2 separate regions of the Homo sapiens genome follow, and region 2 is linked to region 1. A link is an interaction called in ENCODE POLR2A ChIA-PET data of the cell type or tissue named here. Cell type or tissue: OCI-LY7. All regions are shown on one strand. Each heading gives the region's core, and the rest is flanking DNA. Links, peaks and the distances in the headings are about the cores only. Region 1 overlaps ZCCHC7 (zinc finger CCHC-type containing 7). Region 2 overlaps ZCCHC7 (zinc finger CCHC-type containing 7).

Evidence for each region. ChIA-PET counts read pairs that join two places held together with the same protein. Peaks named below come from ENCODE experiments on the same cell type or tissue, not always from the same donor. Only the 100,000 strongest peaks of a DNase experiment are listed, where the experiment ranks them.
Region 2: POLR2A ChIA-PET joins it to region 1 with 6 read pairs; 4 of 35 experiments call an interaction of 5 or more read pairs at or near these places.

The regions. Positions count from the first base shown.
Region 1 is chr9:37,298,232-37,306,568 of GRCh38, reverse strand. ZCCHC7 (zinc finger CCHC-type containing 7) reads right to left here. Exons shown (of 9, transcript NM_032226.3): 3 at 4,338-4,381; 4 at 2,256-2,381; 5 at 855-1,025. Among named protein-coding and RNA genes, the nearest start is that of LINC01627, 92 kb to the left of the region's middle. RefSeq lists an enhancer at 4,028-4,077. In OCI-LY7, for the core only: CTCF peaks have their summits at 4,635 and 4,834; DNase peaks (open chromatin) are centred at 4,028 and 4,838; H3K4me3 peaks cover 3,313 bases; H3K27ac peaks cover 7,485 bases.
Region 2 is chr9:37,162,495-37,170,831 of GRCh38, reverse strand. All of the region lies in intron 2 of ZCCHC7 (zinc finger CCHC-type containing 7), which reads right to left. LOC105376033 (a long non-coding RNA gene) reads right to left here. Exons shown (of 2, transcript XR_001746665.2): 1 at 4,897-8,337. Among named protein-coding and RNA genes, the nearest start is that of ZCCHC7, 46 kb to the right of the region's middle. In OCI-LY7, for the core only: no CTCF peak of the experiment used is centred there; a DNase peak (open chromatin) is centred at 7,351; H3K4me3 peaks cover 1,192 bases; H3K27ac peaks cover 1,621 bases.

The sequences.
Region 1 (8,337 bases), core at 49-8,048:
GCTTGAACCCAGGAGTTGGAGGTTGCAGTTAGCTGAGATCACGCCACTGCACTCCAGCCTGGGCAACAGAGCGAGACTCCATCTCAAAAAATAAATAAATAAAATAAAAATAAAAAAAGAAGCATCAAAATAGGCTTCCATTAAACATCTGTATATAACTGCTAATTGTGCATATATTTTCATTTAAATATGCACAAATAGGCCAGGTGCAGTGGCTCACGCCTGCAATCCCAGCACTTTAGGAGGCTGAGGCGGGCAGATCACCTAAGGTCAGGAGTTCGAGACCAGCATGGCCAACATGGTGAAACCCCCGTCTCTACTAAAAATACAAAAATTAGCCAGGAGTGTTGGCATGCTCCTGTAGCCCCAGCTACTCGGGAGGCTGAGGCAGGAGAATCGCTGGAACCCGGGAGGCAGAAGTTGCAATGAGCCGAGATTGCACCACCGCACTCCAGCCTGGGTGACAGAGTGAGACTATGTCTCAAAAAATAAATAAATAAATAAATAAATATGAATACACAAATTTTACATGTTATTTATTACCTCTTTAAATTCAGCCTTTATTTAACAAGCTTATAAAGAAAAAGGGCTAGAATGGGCTTAAAATATTTATTAATGCTATCTCTTGATGCTGTCTTCTGATTCAGTAGGCTCCTTACCCCTATATTATTTAGAGCACTGCTTTATATACATGTTCAGTGACAAAATGGACATGACTATATATATATATATATATCTCACGGAGTAAACATTCCTTTAGGTATGCTGACTGATAGTTATAAACTTGCACATTAATTACAAACTTGCACACTCCCTCCAAAGCCTGACAAATTAGTTATATGCAGGATACTCACATCTGTATAGTGGCCTAGCATATGACATCGGTCACACTGTTTATCCCAGGAATGTCTGAAAAGACATGAGTGGTCCAACATCTTAGGCACAGGACAGTATTCGCAAAGGGGGGCTGGACAGGAATACAGGAGATGTCCTCTCCTGGAGCACAGGAAGCAGCGACGAACTTTCTATGTGGCGAAAAAAACATAAAATCTCTTCAGTCTCAAAAGGTAGAAGATTAGTATTTGTTTTTCAATATAATCCCATAAAAAAATCTTTTCTAATTTGAGATCCCAATAAAGGTAGAATCCTGAGCACAACTGTAAAAATCAAACAAAATGTCCAAAACACTGTATGTATATTGTTTGCCAAAAAGGCTTAGTCTGTACATACTAGCAGCTGGCATATATTCCTTATGCCTCTTCTTATAGGAATATTGACAAAATGAAAGGTATGTAAGAGGGAAAGTAGAATGAGGAGGATATCTAGAAGCTAAGTCATAGGAGGAACAGATACAGAAGAAGCTGTTTTGACTGGAGAAGCAAGAACAAAAAAGGAGCATAAGAGGTGTCTGAACTATTTGAAAAGCAGTCATTTGGAAGAGGAAGGAGAAATGGAAGAAATGTTTGTTAAGAGCTAATTATCTGGTCAGGAAACGTCTAAGATCTTCAGTTCTGTGTTGTTCCAAAGGTTGATGTACCTGCTTAACGTAACTTACATTAATAAACATTTAAAAATGCCCCAAATTATAATTTTCTAACGATAAAAATTATCTCACATTGAAATAAGCTATCTTATGAAGTACAAGGTTTAGAAGTGAAAGGGGTCTCAGGAATCATCTGATTCAATCTTTTCATTTTATAGACAAGAAAACAAGAAGCACAGAGGGTTAAATGATTTGCCCATACAACTAGTAATGATAAGTTAAAATTGATTCCACATTTTTCTGACTCCAAATTTATTATTATTTCTCCGACACTAGGCTGTAAGCTACATGAAATTTAACACACATACTATAAAAAGATTTGAATTCTAAGGTTATAGGGTTTCACACTTGAGATTTTTTTTTTTTTTCTGAGACAGAGTTTCACTTTGTCACCCAGGCTGGAGTGCAATGGTGTGATCTCTGTTACCGCAAGCTCCATCTCCCGGGTTCACACCATTCTCCTGCCTCAGCCTCCCAAGTAGCTGGGACTACAGGCGCCCGCCATCACGCCCGGCTAATTTTTTGTATATTTTTGGTAGAGACGGGGTTTTTCACCATGTTAGCTAGGATGGTCTCAATCTCCTGACCTCATGATCCACCTGCCTCGGCTTCCCAAAGTGCTGGGATTACAGGCATGAGCCACCGTGCCCAGCCTCACCCTTGAGATTTTGAGTTTACAAATGTGGAAAGAAGCAAAGCATATTTCACGTACTCGTGGTAAGGGGCAGTTTTTTGATAAATGACCACGTTTGTCACAATTTCTACAGATAATGTTTTTGTTGGCTGAATAGTACCGCTGGGTCCATCTTCCAGGTGTTCGGTTATTAGCTATCTGGGCCTAAGGGAAAAAAAAATCAAGAATTAAAAAAATTGTTTCACTGCTAAATAAAAGCCATCTACTACTCTTGTTAAAGACAACTATAAGCAAATAAAGATACATCAAGCTTCAAGTCAGTTCCATTACCTTGATAAAGCAAGAGAATTATTAGTTATATCTGTTCAACTTAGAACCTAGCCACAGGGGAACTTTATGATCTCTCTTGTTCTCTTAAAAAGAGGTAGAGGTTGGGCGTGGTGGCTCATGCCTGTAATCCCAGCACTTTCGGAGGCCGAGGTGGGCGGATCACCCGAGGTCGGGAGTTCAAAACCAGCCTGACCAACATGGAGAAACCCCATCTCTACTAAAAATACAAAACTAGCTGGGCGTGGTGGCGCAGGTCTGTAATCCCAGCTACTTGGGAGGCTGAGGCAGGAGAATCGCTTGCGCCTGGGAGGCGGAGGATGTGGTGAGCCGAGATTGTGCCATTGTACTCCAGCCTGGGCAACAAGAGTGAAACTTCATCTCAAAAAAAAAAAAAAAAAAAAAAAAAGAGGTAGAAAAACATAAAAGGAGGTGCCATAAAGGTAACTCTACTGCTTTTTGTCTGCCCCTCCCGCCTGCTGAGTCTTTTATACTTCTCCATGTGATTTTTTTTTTTTAATCTTTCTCTACTTATGTTTCAGATCGAGCAGGGGTACTGACATGCATCACTTAGACACCGCGGTAGCATTCAGTCAAAGCCACTGCTGACTTCTTTTCTTTCTTTCTTTTTTTTTTTTTGAGACGGAGTTTCACTCTTTTGCCCAGGCTGGAGTGAAGTGGCGTGATCTCGACTCACTGCAACCTCTACCTCCCTGGGTTCAAGCGATTCTCCTGCCTCAGCCTTCCGAGTAGCTGGGACTACAGGCGCCCGCCACCACACCTGGCTAATTTTTGTATTTTCAGTAGAGAAGGAGTTTCGCCATGTTGCCCAGTCTGATTTCGAACTCCTGACCTCAGGTGATCCACCCACCTCAGCCTCCCAAAGTGTTGGGATTACAGGTGTGAGCCACCACGCCCGGCCAGCCACTGCTGATTTCTATAACTGAATGTACACCATGTTTTTCTGAATGGGAGGGCTACTTAAATTTTGAGTTAGGGAATGGTGTTTTTATGACTTTGTCTTTTGTAAAGTTAGTACAGCTACCCAATATATCCATTCTTTTGAACAGCACAGGGTTACTGCCTACAAGACTGGATGATAATAAAAGACTGATAATCCAGTCTTCCTTTATAGAAATAAAGGAATGAGATAATTTCTTTCCACTGGAATCCTTTTAAGATCCATTCTGCCTACAGAGTGACCCAATTCTAACTGTCCCATATTCTAATCTAAATCTAGGATCTTGTAAGAGAGTACCAACAATGCATATCATATGGAATATCTAAAGAGGAACTGTAAATCCCAACCATGCTTTAGCTTGTTTGGTAGAATTCCATCTTTAAAAAAGTTTTCATCTTTTATTTGTTATTTTGCTGAACTGGCCAAGTGGACCACATGTAAGTACAATCTAGCTATCTCCCAAAACCAAGTTATAAAATTATTCTCTTTTTGTAGCATCTGCCACAATTAAGGCTAATAATCGACAAAGACAAACACCTGCCACATCCTAAAAATAGACTAACCATTTCCTTACACTGAAGAAGCAGTTATTTCCGGTGTTGATCTTTTTAGTGGTACCAGGCCATATGGGCTGAGAGGACTCACCGCAGGAGAGAAACAGAAAGGGAAAGGGGACTGGATGATTACAGCTATTAACTCACTGACAAAACTCAAGGCTGAACCAAGTTTCTGAAGAGTTAAATCACTCATATGCTAAAATCAAATGTTTTCTTATAAGCCACTTAAACTTATTAATGTTCCAAAAGTTATCATAATAAACTATGAAGCAAAGGAAATTATTATTCTGAATTTTAAAAACAATTTGATTTTACCTCAATGTCTTTGTCACTGATGGACCAGTTTATACCATCTTCTCCTACAAAACAAATAAATTATTACTTAACCGTGGCACTTTTAAAGGACTTATAGATTGACAATAGATTACACAATTTATGAGTACTCAAATTGGACCCCAAAGGTACACTGAGAAATGTTGAATACCTGAAATTCCTATTTTGGCTCTGTTATTAATTATGTGGCCCTGGACAAATACTTAACCTCTCTGAGTCTCAGTTTTCTGACCTGTGAAATGGGATAATAGTATTTTCCCTGTCTGCCTAAAAAGTCCTGTGAGAATAAAATGAGGTATGTGAAAATACATTGAAAAGCATCAGACTACATACAAATATTAAAACAAAAAAAAATCAGTGAAGGGCCCAAAAATACAACAGCAGATGCAGAATGAAATCTTAACTTCTTTTATCTGACTAAAGCAGAGCTTTACTGAGGCAGCTGTCACAACCCTCTCACACCTCCAGGAGGATCCACAGGAGGGAGATGACTGACACTGGGCACTGAGACATAACAAAAAAATTGTGTAAATGAGATCTTTCTGTCCTTTGACTCCCTAAGCTACCCCCTCTTGTTAAGTTGGTATATAGCCCCTTACTTCTTGTTTTTTTTGGAGACAGGGTCTTGCTCTGTTGCCAAGACTGGAGTACAGTGGTACCATTTTGGCTCACTGCAACCTCCGCCTCCCAGGCTTAAGCAATCCTCCCACATCAGCCTCCTGAGTAGCTGGGACTACAGGAACTTGCCACCACGCTAGGCTAATTTTTATAATTTTTTTGGTAGAGACAGGGTTTCACCATGTCACCCAGGCTGGTCTCAAACTCCTGAGCTCAAGAGATCCACCCACTTCAGCCTCCCAAAGTGCTGGCATCTGTGGTGTGCCACAGCAAGAGGCATAACCCCTTACTTCTATAACCCTCTAAACTCTTCTTCAGAGTTACTGATATTGAGTGCTCCTTCAAGTGTGAATAAACCTTATCTTTTCTCCAGTTAACCTGTCCAGTATCAGTTAACTTGCAGGCCCACAATTTGAACTCAGCTTGGTAGAGGAAAAGTATTTCTACCAAATATGAGTATTAACTGTGTCCACTAGCTTTGCATTCTACATGACTTTCATTATAACAATAAAAAAATTAGACTCTGAATAATATCTCACTAATAGGGTTAGGTTCTTAGCACTGTATTTTATAACATCAAAAACAGCAAAATAAAAGAAAAAAAAGGAGGCCAAATATCCAGAAACCACTGATTAATCTAAAAATACAACTGTAAAAACCTAGTGGGGGAAATAATCTCCCACATTTTCTTGTATCAGCTATTTTCTTTTCTTTCCACTGTCCTTTCACAAACGTGCAAATGGCTGCTATTCCTTTGGTCCACCCATGGCCAAGGGGGAAGGGACCTATGACTAATGCAGAAACTAAAGTGTTGACAAAAGGACTGAAAGATCTTTTTCTCCCTTTAAAGCTAAGATTTCCTCTGTCCTCCTACCTTACTACTTTCCTCTATCTCAAAAACACAAATCAAGCTTGACTTGTTTCTTTGAAAGGCTTTTGAAGAGACATGAAGTAATCTACATTTTCCCAGGCCTACCAGGAGTAAGTGTCTAGAGATATATTTTTAAATAAAAAACTTTTCTAAGAAAACCATGAGGCTGCTTTACAAAAAGACCAATCCACAGGTATGCAGAGATGCTGTGCTGATGATTATTTTCTTTGTAACATTTGGAGGCTGTATCCATGTACTGAGAGTGAAGAATACATTAAATAGCAGCAGCTTCTATTCCTTCATCAACCATCCATGCTATTATTCTTTCATTCAAAGGATCCATGTATGAAGCATGCTTTGCTACAACTTTCAAAGCTGCTTTTTGTATCTCAATGTCTTTCATCATTAAAATTCAAAATGACCACTTGAAATTATGTTAACTATAAGACTGACTTAAAATTGTTCTTAAAAAATGAAATATAAAACCAATGAAATGCAAAATGGCAACTGTTACCACTCTCCAAATTTACACATAAACAGAAAACAGTAAAAAAGGAAGGTTTGAAGGAGGGAGATCGACTCTATTCAGATTGTTTTAACAATCCTGTGGGATTCAAAAATATTCTTGTGTACAGTTGTCCCTCAGTATATATGAGGGATTGGTTCCAAGACTACCCTGGTAGAACCAAATCCTTGCACACTCAAGTTCCCGTCAGCCCTGTGGAACCTGCACATATAAAAAGTTGGCCCTCTATATACGTGGGTTTCACAGCCTATGAAAACTGTATTTTCAATCCATTTTTGGTTGAGAAAAAGCTGCTTATAGGCAGACCTATGAAGTTCGAACCCGTGTTGTTTAAGGGTCAACTGTACTAACAACTCCTCAAAAAGTTATAGCATATTCATATTCTTACTATAGAAAATTCATCAACAAGTATACAAACTAAGTTTCAACAATAGATCAAGTCAGTATTTCTCAAGTGGTATATGAAGCAAAGACATCACCAGGAACACATAAGGCAATTCTTGTCCCTGCCATGGCTCCAAGGTTCCAGTTTTGATTTGAACCTAGTAATGACAGCAGCTTCCTGCCCTTGATCTTTACCTATTGTGTCTAAACTCAAAATCTCACCCCAAGGAAAGCTTTGTCTAGGGCAACTCCTCAGAACTTCCACAAACAGCAAATTCTCCAACTTGTTAAATTCTGGGTATGGTACTTGATAGAAATCTGGCTTCTAGAGTTAACTGTGCCGCTAATTTGCTGTGTGGTGTTGGGCAGGATACTTAAGATCTCTGGGTCTGTATGACAATGGGTTAGAATAAATGGCATCCATGGTGGCACCTTCTAGTACTGAATTTCTGATTCTAATTTTCTCTCATTACTGGAATTATATACATTGTCACGTTGTGTAATTTACCTGAATTAAATCTTCCAGACCTTTGCAACTAGCACAAGGTAATTCGCCTTAAAGAGGACTTTCCATACGGCCCAGGAACACTCATCTTCCATGTGTCCACCACCCAATGCCATAGAATGTTAAATGGGACTGCCCTGAATTGTAAAATTAAGACTGCCCTAAGAATGCCTGTCATCAACCCATAGCTGCTTTTATAGGGTTGTTCTTGCTGATAACTGGGATTGTGATTCTGTTCAAATTTCAGAGCCGTGATCAAAGCAGTAGCTGGTAATTCTTTCTTTGTATGAAATCAACTCCGTTTAACAAACATCTATTGGAAGATTAAATGAGCAAGGTGCTAGAGGGTAAAGAAAGATGTAAAGAGCTTATAGCCTTAGTAGAGGACAAGGTGACAAACGAAAGGAGAAAGAAAGAGTAAGAGAAGGCCAAACAAATGCTATGGTAAATTCAGAAGAATGGATAATACCTCAATTTTAGGGAGAGAAGGAAAAAAGTTACAGAAGGCAGGGCCGTAAAGGAAACTAATGAGGTGTAACTTACATGTAATAAAATGTACCTATGTAAAAATACAGTAGGATTCAATTTGGCAAATGTATACACCTGGGTAATCACTATAAAAATCAAATGTAGAACATTTCCATCATCCCAAAATGTTACTTTGTGCACATGTGCAGTCAATCCCCCACCTGAGGCAACCACTGATTTGCCTTCTCTCACGATAGATTTGTTTTGCCCCTTCCAGGACCTCACATATATGGAATTATACGTTATGTACTATTTTGTGTCTGTCTCATTTCCTCCTGAATATTTTTAAGATTCATCCCTGTTGTTGGGTATTAGCAATTTGTTCATTTTTTTATAATCAAGCAGTATTCCATTGTATGGATATAACAATTTGTTTAGCTATTCATCTGGTGATGATATTGATATAGTTTGAATATATGTCCTGGCCGAATCTCATGTTGAATTGTAATCCCCAATGTTGGAGGTTGGGCCTGGTCAGAGGTGACTAGGTCATGGGGGTGACCCATAACCTACAGTCTATTTTTTTACACTTTGCCCCCATTTGTGGAAC
Region 2 (8,337 bases), core at 276-8,275, 140 kb after region 1:
GAAAGGTGCTATTACTGAAGTTGTTTTAAAAGGTTGGGACAATGAGAAGAGCTAGAATGTCCAAGTATTTGTGGATTAGAGCAGAAATTGTGTCATTAGAGTAGACTTAGAGAAGAAACGTGTCGATGAGTAGAATAGAAATATGTGTCAATGAGATCCAAGAAAAAGACAATATAGGGATTAAATGCATCTGAACTCAGACCATTTGGTTTCATTGGCATGTTTTCATGATGTACACAAATTACACCCAAATTCCTCTTACCAACCCTAGAGAACAAAAATGCGTACCAGTCCCATCACTCTATCCCCTTTTCCCAAACAAACAGACAATTTTGGCTGATCCTGTCTTAGTTATCCTTCCTAAGTCCAAAAGCTCTCAGAACTCTCCTCAACACTCTGTTTCAAAAGATTGGAATTGGTATGTGAGAATGAAACCTATTTGCTACTCTTAGGTAGCTTACAAACAGAATTCAAAAAACTCTTGAGTGTAGCAATCTTTGGAAAATTTCAATTAAGAAAAATTTCTCATACATATGAATAGCCTCTGAGAACTACAATATGTCTATGGCACCAAATAATTAATATTAGAATAATTCTAAGACATCAGAAACACATCCATATATTCTGTTTAAGGTTGTATTTGAGAAAGATTCCCAGAAAAATCAGTTCAACTATTTTAAAAGTAAGGACACTGAAAAGAACAAACTTGTTTTAAATATAAAATGGTTAGGGTAGACTTTTTTATTCTTTTTCTAATTTTTTTTTTTTTTAAGAGATAGGATCTCACTTTGCAGCCAAGGATTGCAGTGGCACAATCATAGCTCATTACAGTCTCAACTTCCTGGGCTCAAGCGATCCCTCCAGCCTCAGCCTCTTGAGTAGCTGGGACTACAAATGCATGCCACCAAGCCCTATCTTTTGTATTTTTTGTAGAGACATGGTTTCGCCATGTTACCCAGGCTGGTCTTGAACTGCTGGGCTCAAGCAAACCACTTGCCTTGGCCTCAAAATGTGCTGGGTGGGACTGCAGGCATAAGTTGCCAGAGCCAGCCAAAAAATTTTCAAAAGGAACATAGCAATAATTAAAATCAATGAGAAACTGCATTCAGAATTTAGAAATTTTCTTTATAGTCTACTTTGTGTCCAAAGGAATGCTAGTATATACACACAACAAAAACCCCATGTTATAAAAGTAATTAAAAGATAATAAAGAAAATAGCAAATTTATCTTAAAAAATTTCTGAAGACTATTAAATTCTAAAACCAGCAATGTTGGGTTACCAGGGGAATTAGACTTAAGATAAAGTATCCATAGTGAAATTCCCACTGGAGCTACATTTAGGTCAGAGAAGCTGGCGCACGTCTAGTTTGCAAAAGAAAAAAAAATCTCACAAAGTCTTCCAAACATCTCAAGGATGACATCTCACCTCTAGCGGGTAGGCCCCCAAGTGAAAAGTATGGTCCCATTCTATTAACAACATATTTGTGGATTTTTAGAACGAGCTTATGCCAGAGTACCAGAATTTCAGTCAACAAATAGCTGCCTTCCTGACATCAATGGAATGCTTCCCTTGAACTGACATCAAATCTCAAAAGAGGTTAAGAAAGATTATATCCTAGTAGACCCAGAAATTTTAAAATGTACCATAGGCAGTATCCTGACTATGACCCCTGTATTTTGTTTCTTCATAAATAGAGAAACTTAAAATTGGGCATTCCAGTTCATTTACTGGGAAGGTTAAGATTATTGCTTAACACAATATCAGTAACAATTTGTCAGGAGATCTTTCAACAGTTCAAAGAATTGCTACACAAACGGCAGAGAATTAGAATGTCTCGGGATGTAGGAAGGGTCCTGGAACTTTTAAAATTAAATTATTAATTAGACTTAAGATAAAGTATTGCTTATCTAATGCACTGGTTTCTGTCATTACGGCTGTGACTCTGTCTCCCCTACTAGAATGTGGGCTCCTGAGGGCGGGTCCCTGTCAGATTTGGCTGTGTCCCTCCAGCATCTGGCCCAAGGCTGGGTATTTGATAAACCTCAGTAGATGCTAATTTTCTACTCCTCAAATATGTACTGGGTACTTTGTTTTTGTAGAGATGGGGTCTTGTTATGTTGCTAGGGCTAGTCTTGAACTCCTGGGCTCAAGCAATCCTCCTGCCTCGGCTCTCAAAAGCACTGGGATTACAGGCATGAGCCAGCACGCCTGGCCTGGGTACTTTGTTTACATAATTTAATTTTAGTAGGCGTTATGGAGGAAATACCGAATATGCCAAAATATGAGATCGTAAATGTAAAGTGAATTCTTATCTTCCCAATAAGCAGTTTTAAAACTATGCTTTTTTTGTTTTGTTTTTATAACCTTTTTGACATATAAATACATAAACCTTTAGAGGGATAGGTGAAACAGTCTAATGTGCTCTAAAGCATTAAGTCAAACCTCAAATTATTACACAGAAATCAAGAGTGAGTAGCAGACTTCCACTTCCAACTCAGATAAATTAACAGGGATCAGATTTCCCGTCCCACCTGAAACCATCAAAAAATAAACAAAAAATAGACAAAACACATGAAAAAGCGTTTAAAACACGAGACATTAAGAAACAGGACAATAATCCATGAAAGACATCTAGGTGAATTCTAGCACTGCCCAAAGTTTATTGCCTTCAGATTTTCCAGGCCCCAGAACAGACAGCAAGAACCCAGGTAGACTCTTGACAAACTCCTGGAGTTTAGCAGAAAGGGATGAGAACCCAGGAAGACTAAAGACAAATAAATTTGAAAGATCTAGTAATAAAGGAGAGAATGCTACACAGAGAAATACTCCCACAGATCTCCAAAGGAGAATATTTCTGAATATTCGGCAAAGTGTTCAAAATGTGTAAAGAAAACATGTGAGGCTGGGGAAAGAATCACCCAAAAGGATTACAGAGAATAGTACCAGGCATTCACACAGGGATGGGAATAGTGTCTATTTCCACCAGTGAGACTGCAAAATCTCATCAATTTACATGATGTTGCATAGAGCAGTAAGAAGGGTTGTGTAGTAGGATTAGTTAGCCCCAAACATTCTTGTTTCCACCTAGCAAATCTTAAACGCAAGGCCCAAAAGGATTAAGCCATTTCTTGGTAATTTAATTTTATCCTAGAACAAAGGTCAAGAATATTAGTAGGAATATAAAAATAACCAGCATAAAACAAGTTAAAATTAATGTCTGGCTTCTAATCAAAGATTCCAAGGCATGCAAAAAAGCAGGAAAGTATGACTCATTGTAAGGAGAAAAATCAATTAATACTAACCCAGACTTGAAAAAGATGTTAAAATTAGGGGACAAGAACATTAAAACCATTGTTACAACTATATTCCTTACATTCAAATAGTACAGACATGGAAGATATTAGAAAGACCAAAATAAAACTTTAGAGATGAAAGTTACAATATTTGGCCAGGCATGGTGGCTCATGCCTATAATCCCAGCACATATGGAAGCTGAGGCCAGGAGTTCAAGACCAGCCTGGAAACAAAGCAAGATCCCATCTCTAAAAGGAAAAAAGAAAAAAAAAAAAAGGAAAGCTACAATATCTGGTATTAAAAACACATTGGACAGAATAGACACTGCAGAAGAAAAAAATGACCTTGAAGACAAAACAAGGAACTATCTATAATAAAACAGAGAGAAAAAAGTAAAAAATAACCCATAAAAAGCATCACTGATATGTGAGACAACTTCAAGCAGCCTAGTACACATATAATTCCAATCTCCAAAGAGGGCCAAAAAACTGAAAGAAATTTTTTGAAATTTTCCAAAATCTGACCTTTAAATGGCATTCTTACGCAGGATATTTATCAAGAGAGCCATATTCTGGGCTATAAAATACATTTCAACAAACTTAAAAGGATTGAAGTTTTACAAAGTATTTTATTTGAACACAATACATTAAATTAGAAATTAACCACAGAAAGATCTCTGGACAATCCCAAATTACGTACAGAAATTAAATAACACACTTCTAAATAACCCCTGGGTCAAAGGAGAAATCACAAAGGAAATCAGAACGTATTTTGAACAAAGAGAAAATAAAGACACAACATAGCAAAATTTGTGGGATGCCCTAAAGAAGTACTTAGTGGGAAATTGATAGCACTAAAAGAATGATCTCAAATCAACAACCTGAGCTTCCACCTTAAGAAAACAGAAAAATAAGAGCAAATAAAATCCACTGTAAACATTAAAAAGAATGTAATTTTTAAAAAGTTAAAAATAAAAAAAGTTTAAAAAGTTAAAAAAAAATAGAGAAAAATCAGTGAAACCAAAAGTTGGTTCCTTGAGAAAGTCATTAAAATTTACTAATCTCAAGACAGACATACCAGGAAAAAAAATGAGAAAAGTGGTATCACTAGAGATTCTACACATATTATTATTAGTTTTTGAGATGGAGTCTTGCTCTGTCACCCAGGCTGGAGTGCAGTGGCGCGATCTCGGCTCACTGCAAACCTCTGCCTGCCAGGTTCAAGCAATTCTCCTGCCTCAGCCTCCCGAGTACCTGGGACTACAGGTGTGCACCACCCTGCCTGGCTAATTTTTTGTATTTTTAGTAGAGACGGGGTTTCACCATGCTGGCCAGGCTGGTCTCGAACTCCTGACCTCGTGATCCGCCCACCTCAGCCTCCCAAAGTGCTGGGATTACAGGCGTGAGCCACCCCACCCAGCCGAGATTCTACACATAACTGAGGGAATATTATAAACAGCTTTGTGCCAATAAAATCAGCAACTTAGATGAGATTTTTCTTAAGTCCTCCAAACACATGAACCAGTGAAGCTTTCTGAAGAAACTGATAGCCTGATTAGCTATGTCTATTTAAAAAATTAAATTTGCAATTATAAACTCACCTGCATAACATTCCTAAAGGTGATGTTAACATTGTTCTCAGTTGGCCGAAGACTAATTTGATGAATCTGAATTTTCCAAAACAGATGATTCTGATGAGTCAGATGATTCTGATGTTAGTTCTGTTTAGAAATAACTCCAAGAACAGTTTTTATATTTTATTTTCACACTGAAAATCAGATTTGCTTCAGCCTCAAAGAGTGTGTTTATGTGAAATTACATGAGAACTGGCAGCAAGCTGCAGCTTTTTTTCTAAATGCAAAAAGGGTTAAAAAAATAATATTGCATGACCAAAATGTGATTTAACCCAGAAATACAAGACCACTTTAATATTTGAAAATTCAAGTCATGTAATTCACTATATTAAAATTGTGTGATTATCTCGATCAGACCCACAAAAAGCATTTGACAAAATCCAACATCTACTCCTGGTAAAAACAGCAAACCAAAGAAAATTTCCTCAAACCAATAAAGGGTATCTACAAAAAACCTACAGCTAATATTTACATAATAATGAAAGACTGTATACTTTCCCTCAAAAACAGGAACAAGACAAGGATGTTCACTCTCGCCCTATACTTAAGGTTCCCTTCCATCCAATATGGCAAGAAAAAAAAAACAAAAAAGTCATCTGCATTGGAAAGAAGTAAAACTGCCTTTTTTATTCCCAGGTGATAAGTTCCACAACTTAAAAATCCAAAAGAATCTACCAAAAAAGAAAAAAAATTCTAGAACTAGTAAGTGATTTCAGCAAAGTTATAGGAATCAAGATCAATATATACCAGTAATACTGGAAACTGTAATTTTAAACTGGTATCATTTCACAATAGCATCAAAAAATATAAAACACTCAGGGATAAATTTGACAGAAGATTTATAAACTAAAGTTATATTGTTGACAGAAATAAAAGAAGACCTAAATAGACAGATATACCGTGTTCACGATCTGGAATACTAAATATTTTTAATATGTCAATTCTCAATGGATATACAGATTGAACACAATCCCAATTCACCCCCCACCACACTTTCTGGAAGAAACGGACTACACTTAAAATCTATACAGAAATGCATCTGGGTGCAGTGGCTCATGACTGTAATGTCAACACTTTGGAAGGCCAAGGCAAGTAGATCTCTTGAACCCAGGAGTTTGGGACCAGCCTGGACCACAGAGTGAATAAATACCTAAAAAAAACTTAGATGTGATGGTGAATGCCTATAGTTTGACCTACACAAGAGTCTGAGGTAAGAGAATCAAGTAAGCCCAGGTCAAGGCTGCAGTAAGCCATGATCATGCCAATGTACTCCAGCCTGGGCAATAGAGGGAGACCCTGTTTCTTTTCTTCTTTTCTTTTCTTTCTCTTCTCTCTTTTCTTTTCTTTCTCTCCTTTCCCTCCCTCCCTTCCTTCTGAGACAGAGTCTATCTATCTTGTCTGTCTATCTATCTATCTATCTATCTATCTATCTATCTATCTATCTATCTATCTATCTATCTAAGACAGTCTCACTCCGTCACCCCGGCTGGAGTGCAGTGGTGTGATCTCGGCTCACTGCAACTTCCGCCTCCTGGGTTCAAGTGATTCTTGTGCCTCAGCCTCCCAAGGAGCTGGGATTACAGGCACACAGTATCATGCCTGGCTAATTTTTGTATTTTTAGTTACAGAGATGGGGTTTTGCCATTTTGGCCAGGCTGGTCTCGAACTCCTGACCTCAAGTGATCTGCCCAGTTCGGCCTCCCAAAGTGTTGGGATTACAGGCGTGAGCTACCATGACTGGCCAGAAGATCCTCTTTCAAAAAAAGAAAAAGAAATGCAAAGGACCTAAAATAACCAAAACAACTTTGAAAAAAAAAAGTTGGAGGATTAACACTATCTAACTTCAATACTAATTATAAAGCTACAGAATCAACAGAGTATAGTATAGGCATCATGAAAGACAAATAAACAGAATACAACAGACAACTGATTTTCAACAAAACTGAAAAAATAATTCAATAGAGAAAGGATAATTGTTCAACAAATGGTGCTAGAAGTTAGATATCTCCATATAAAAATAAAGGACTCTGATTTACACCTCACATCATATAAAAATTAACTCAAAATGAAGCAAAAACCTAAATATTAAGCCTAAAACTGTAAGATTTCTATAAGAGAACATACAGAAATTATCTATGACCTTTAGTTAGGCAAAGATTTTTGAGATTCAACCCCAAAAGCATGATCCATTAAAGAACAAACTGACACACTGGGCTTCAAAATTAATAACTTTTGCTCTTCAAAAGACACTATTAAGTGAATACAAAGCCAAAGCAAAGACTGGACAGTTTGCAAATAAACACATGAAAAGATGCTCAACATCATTAGTCCTTAATCACAATGTGCACCCACTGCACAAATATCAGAACGACAAAATTATCAAGACTGTTCGTAGGGTTAGCAAGGATTTGGAGGAACTGAAAATCTCATCTGCTGCAGTATGAGTGCAAACATAAAAAGGTAAAAACACTTTAGAAAACTGCTATTTTTTTCTTTTCTTTTTTTTTTTTTTTTTTTGAGATGGAGTCTTGCTGTCACCCAGGACGGGGTGCAGTGGCATGATCTTGGCTCACTGCAACCTCCGCCTCCTAGGTTCAAGCAATTCTTGTGCCTCAGCCTCCCAAGTAGCTGGGATTATAGGCACATGCCACCACACGTAAAAATACTTTTTGTTTTTTTTTGTTTGTTTGTTTGTTTGTTTTTGAGACAGAGTCTCACTCTGTTGCCAGGCTGAACTGCAGTGGTGCGATCTCGGCTCACAGCAACCTCCACCTCCCGGGTTCAAGTGATTCTTCTGCCTCAGCCTCCCGAGTGGCTGGGACTACAGGCGCACACTACCATGCCTGGCTAATTTTTGTATTTTTAGTAGAGACGAGGTTTCACCATGTTGGCCAGGATGGTCTCAATCTTTTGACCTCATGATTTGCCTGCCCCAGCCTCCCAAAGTGCTGGCATTACAGGCATGAGCCACAGTACCCGGCCTGTATTTTTTAGTAGAGACAGAGTTTTGCCATGTTGGCCAGGCTGGTCTTGAACTCCTGACCTCAGGTGGTCCAACCACCTCAGCCTCCCAAAGTGTTGAGATGACAGGCATGAGCCATCGCACCTGGCCTGGAACTGTTGTTTCCTTCGAAAGATAAACACACATATCCATTACAATTCAGCCATTCCACTCCGAGGTATTTACTCAAGAAGAAAGCATCTATCCATACCAAGAGTTGTACTAAAATGTTCTTAGCAGCTTTGTAATTTCTAAAAACTGGAATTCAAATGTCCATCAATAAGTGAATGGATAAACTGTGGGATAACCACAATCAATATATAATAAAAAGTATTGATACTTGCTACTTTATGGATGAATCTCAATTATGCTGACTGAAATAAGCCAGCCCTCCTCCACTCCTGAAG